Regions from separate parts of the Homo sapiens genome. Here region 2 is linked to region 1. Evidence: read pairs that join two places in POLR2A ChIA-PET (ENCODE). Cell type or tissue: MCF 10A. All regions are shown on one strand. Links, peaks and the distances in the headings refer to the core of each region. The heading gives the core; the rest is flanking DNA.

Region 1 (2,824 bases), core at 145-2,644:
TTACAAAGCCTCTTAAGGGTTATTTTCTTTTTCCTTTTATAAATCTATGCACTACCTTAGTATAGAGTCTTCAATAAATTTTGATTACACCACATTTTTAAAGCAAGGGCAATTTAGTTAACCTATTTGGTAAAAAGAAATATTTCATTGTATAGTATATCAATTTACTTATCAAAGTCTATTTTTAAAATAATCCATCTTTTTATGTTAAATTATGATTATTAATACCCTGGCTCTTGCTTCCAATAAGATACGCTGAAAGGTAGGTTATGCTGAGCTTACTACATTGTCATAATTGTTGTTATATGTACATCCTGGAGATTGGTACCATCATTGCTTTAGATTTGGAGTCCATTACAGAGACATTTCTAGCATAGTAATTAATTTTTATTCTCCATTTTCCATGTGGGTAAACTGATTGGGGAGTGGGTGATAGAGGAGAGCAACCAATCCTTCTTGCAGGCTAACTGAAGGCAAATATAATAAAACCCCCAACATTTTTTATCTCAATAACCTGATCTTGTTGAATAAAAAAAATCAGCTTGCAATTTGAAATTATCGTTGGGGAAAAGGGAAGGATACTAAGACGAAAAAACTAAGTTTCCAAGGAAATATATATAAACATATTTCTCTGATAGTTAAAAGAGGAGCTTCATTCTAATTGACGACTTCTTACTGAATGACAGTTTACAAGCAACCTAAACTCACTCTTTGGAGGGAAAAGTATTTTTTACCTTAAAAATATTGTTTAATTGTTTGTTCTTCTGTTTCAAAAGCACATGGATGTATTCTATAGATGAGGATGATTACAGAGCTACAAAGTTTACCACAGTTTCAGTCATCAGTGCTCCCACCCATAGAGTGTCATCCTCAGAAACCATCTGGTGCTCCTTCTGCATAATTAGCAAAATATTGACTTAGCACTTAACACTCTAGGGAGGATTAAACCAATTTTTTTAAGCAAGAAAAATTCCAGCCAAGTCAAAACAGAATTGCAATGTATCAAAACTTTCTCTAAAGGAGATGTTTTTTATATTCCCAGGCTTTACCTGTTTTGTTTTTGTTTTTGTTTTTGTTTTTTTTAATGTAGTACCTGAATTCTACAAATAGATATTCAGTGAGTAGAATGCTGGCAAAGCAGATGTTGCCCCTTGCATCCACCCACTGAATTCTTATTCCCTATTTGGTTGTCTGCAGTGGTGAATCAGAGCAAGGTGACTCAGTCAAACTAATGACAAGAAACTTAAGCTACACTTGCCTCACAGTGTTTACCTTGAAATAAGACTATTAAGCTACTGAAACTTAAAAGCGCAGGAGCTAGCCAAGTTGCAAAATAACATGCAGGATGAGACCACTGCATCATAATTTCTCTAATTGTTTTTCTTAGAGCAGATGTCTAAGATGAGTTCCACACATTAAAAACAAAAGGAAGGAGATTAAGGTTTTGAACTATGGCTCTGACAAGCCCATTTCAGTGTCTTACAGTCATCAGAATTCATTCAAGAGGAAAGCAATAAGCATGGCAAGACATAACTAAACAAAGTATTACACTTTAAAATGTCTTATTTCAGAACAGCAGATTGTATATATGTTCTTTTTTTGTCCCAACTTCCATGAATCAGACATTTGCCTAAGGACAATAGAAACCAACCAAAACCTACCATCTTCCAAACACTTGATGTACACCAGAAAATGTGGTGTCAAGGTAGACAAGAAAAGAGTACTAAGGGCTATATGTCCCAAATTGTGTATCAAGGCACCCCAAGACACCATAAAGAAGTCACAGAAGTACTGGGGGATATCTTAACTTTTTAAGAGAAATAGTAACACATGACATTTGTTGATCACTTAGTGAACCGCAAACACAAATCAGTTTACGGTTTCAACATTACATCACACCACATTCATCTCTATGACATCACATCTTTGCAAAGCTGGGTTTTCAGTGGTTCCTGTGATAAAAAGCAACTATGCTAAAATCCATGTGGAACAGGAAATGAGGACAGCAACATTCAATCTGTTTGCAGTGTCTGAAAAGTGTGCAGTGCTCAAGAAGCACACACATCTCATTAATAATTGTGATTATTTAAGAATAAAATTAAAGTAGTGCTTTTGGCTTCAATATATCTGTATTATTTCTTCAAAGAGCTACTAAGTTATTAGTATATAAATATTGAAGTTTTTTTTTATCCCAACCATGTAGTAAAGTAAACTGTTAGGTATTTCTTTTGGACCAAAGTCACTGTGAAAAAATTACTGACACACTAAAGACACTGTGAACCAAGAAAATTTGACAACTTCTGGCACAGGGCCTTAAAGCCTGCTTGATCATGAATGTAAAAAACTCAAGTAAATAAATGCAAGTCACTGGTGATAAGTAAAGGAAAATAACAAAACTATCTGAAAATGCACTTTTATAACCACTGCCTGAGTAATCAGGGTCCAGAAGAAGGGAATGACTCTGGGAGTACTGTGAGTAAAATCAATAGTCTCAACATCAGTACCAAATAAGTCAGTTCCTTGAAATGTATATGCAATCTAGAAAGGAAACATATGGAAAGGAAGCAATGAGACAACCTGAAAAAAGTAAATCAGTAACACTCTACATACTGAAAGAAAAACTCACTTTCTAGTTTCTAGTTTCTACAACACATTGTTAGGTTAGAAAGTGATAGAGACAAAAAGAAGCATATGTGCAACTTCACACTCAGGAGGTCAACTGGCAGTAGTATGTGGTGGTTTTTTCTGATCCCAAACTAAAATGTAACTAAGAAAATGTACACAAGCTTATGAGAGAAAGAGATAATTTAAAAAGAAATAAAAC
Region 2 (2,824 bases), core at 273-2,772, 75 kb before region 1:
CTAAAAGAGCCAGTGACTGCCAGCAAACCACCAGAAGCTAGGAAGAGGCAAAAAAAAGATTCCCTACAGGTTTCAAAGGGATCAAGGCCCTGCCAACACCTTGATTTTAGACTTCTAGCCTCCAGAAGTGTGAGACAATACATTTCTGTTTGAAGCCAACCAGTTGATGGTACTTTGTTACAGCAGCAGCAGCAGCCCTAGGAAATTAATACACCTACCAAAAAAGTCTTTCAGCAAAACTATTTCAAATTGGGAAAAAAAAAAAAGTTTCTTCTCCCTTTTTGTTTCTTCTTTTTGTTTTTATTTTCCTTCTCCCTTCTCTTTCTTTCCTGGTTGCTTTCCCACTGTTTATAAACATAATTATGTTCTCCCTATTCCAAAAAAAGACCCTTCCCTCAGTGGTCTCTCTCCATTAAGGGATTGCCCCAGTCACTTGCTACCTCAGCTACCAGGCTCCTTTAGAAAGTGTTCTATCCCTCTACCACTATTTCCTCATCAACATCCTCACAGTGCAGGCCCTTGCCATCTAGCCCTGGCCTTAGCAACAAGCTCCGATTGACAAATCCTCATTCTTCTAAAATTCTCAACAGAATTTGATACTCATATATCAAATCAATAATGATTGCTGTTAAACCACCATGGCACACGTTTACCTATGTAACAAACCATGTTTCTGCACATGTATCCCGGAACTCAAGGTAAAATAAAAATTAAAAAAATAGTGATTGCTGTTGGTCACTTCCTTCTTACTGAAATTCTCTCCTCTTTTGACTTCCATGACATAAAAACTTATTTTTCTCTATTCTTTCATTGCTCTTCTCCCTTCTCCCTTTATCATTCCCCCAGGATTTCAATCTTAAGGTGTTCTATCTCTCATTTCCTCTCTCGCTCTTTCCCTCTCTCCTTTCCTCCCTCTTCCCTCGCTCTCTGTCTACAGCCATATATCATCTATCACTCCTTTGCAGGTAACTCCCAAATCTCTATCTCTAGCCCAGAACTCTTTTTTGAGTTCCCTACTCATACTTACACACAATGTAATTTTGTAGTTAAGAGCACAGAATCATGTACACCTAATTTTAAGTCCTGGCTCTGTCATCCACCAACTCGGCAACTTCAGGCAAAATAGTTAATCTTTCTAACTCTCAGTTTCCTCATCTGTAAAATAGGTTTTGTAATAATAATATCTACTTTACTGGGTTGTTGGAAGGATTAAATGAGAAAATAGATTCTGAGCAGTGAATAATTGTGCCTCTTGCATAAGAATTTTTCGGTAAATGACACTTCGCTCTCATTTTAACTGTCTGACATCTCCACATATTGCTATATGTAGCCTCTTAAATTCAATATGCATGTAGCCACTCCACTGTGTTCTGTCCCCAAACTATCATCTTTTCATGGAATCCTAGCCTTCTCTGTGAACCAAGCATAAAATCTGGCCAAAAAATGTAGGCACATTTAAGAATGTAAGGGCCTGGCCAACTGTGGTGGCTCAAACCTGTAATCCCAGCACTTTGGGAGGCCAAGGTGGGAGGATTGTTCAAGGCCAGGAGATTGACACCAGCCTGGTCAACATAGTGAGACTCCATCTTTACAAGAAATTAAAAAAAAAAAAAAAATAGCCAGCATGGCATTGCAAGCTTGTAGTTTCAGCTAATTTTTAAGTCCTGGGTGGCTGGGAGGTGGACTGACCCCAAGAGCTCAAGGCTGAAGGGAGCCATGATTGTGCCACTGCACTCCGGCCTGGGGGGCAGAGCAAAACCCTGTCTCTATTTTTTTTTTTTAAAAAAAAGGTAAGGGCCTTAGAAATTCTCTCTCCTGAACTATTTTAAAATTAATCTTATTCTATCCAGTATTACAGTCAGTATATATTTTCCCATATCCCCATACCCAACCCCACTAGATTGTGAGCTCCATGACAGCAGAGATGTTTTATATACCTTGTAGTACCTAAAAGAGAACCTTATATATTGCAAGTTCTCAAAGAACATCTGTTTATGTGAATTAAGATTAAAGGTCTTATAAGTAACTAGGTTCATAAGCTAAGTTTAAATACTAAGTAGTTTAGTTTCTCTATCACCTTCTCTTGAGCAAGTCTCCTAAAATCATTCTTGCAATTCAGGACCCATAGCATTCTACCACAAAAACAGGGGCAACTAACATTCAGTGAAAGCTTACTATGTGCCAGGCACTCTTCTCAGCACTTGATGTGTTAAAATGTTCATTCTTCCACCTGTAAACTACATAATATGGGGAAAATTATTTAACTTGTCTGTGCTGAGTTTCCTCATGTATAAAACTGGGAAAATAGATATAATAAATACCTCAAAGAGTTGCTTATAGTTTCACATGAGACAATTCATTTAAAGTGATTAGTACAGTGTCTGGTATATGGTATATGCTCAATAAAAGTTGTTATTGTAAAAATATAAGCATGTGTGAGTGTAGGGAAGATCTTTTTCTTAACTATAGCCATCAATCAGTAAACAATATTGGATAAGCCTGTATAATGAGTAAATTTGATGTATGAAACAAACCTACTAGTTTAAAAAGAAGGTTATCAATGAGTTTAATAAGGAAAGACAAATCAAGTATAGGCCTTTTGGAAGTATGTATGTTTTTGTGTGTGTGAGTGTGTATATGTGTGTATACATATATATACACTATATATGCAAAATAAACTGCAACTTATTTTTAAATAAAATTTAACATATGTGTCAATTTGCTTTGATTCAAGTAAAGAGTATATAGAAATAAGTGTAACCATTTCCTATACATCAACTTGAAATTATAATAAGAGATTTTTAAAAATTAAAATGACTAAAAA

Evidence for each region. Peaks named below come from ENCODE experiments on the same cell type or tissue, not always from the same donor. Only the 100,000 strongest peaks of a DNase experiment are listed, where the experiment ranks them.
Region 2: POLR2A ChIA-PET joins it to region 1 with 5 read pairs; 2 of 35 experiments call an interaction of 5 or more read pairs at or near these places.

What each region holds. Positions count from the first base shown.
Region 1 is chr11:16,510,452-16,513,275 of GRCh38, forward strand. It overlaps a transcript of SOX6 not described here. Among named protein-coding and RNA genes, the nearest start is that of SOX6, 160 kb to the left of the region's middle. In MCF 10A, for the core only: no CTCF peak of the experiment used is centred there; a DNase peak (open chromatin) is centred at 1,240.
Region 2 is chr11:16,435,502-16,438,325 of GRCh38, forward strand. It overlaps a transcript of SOX6 not described here. Among named protein-coding and RNA genes, the nearest start is that of SOX6, 80 kb to the left of the region's middle. In MCF 10A, for the core only: no CTCF peak of the experiment used is centred there; no DNase peak of the experiment used is centred there.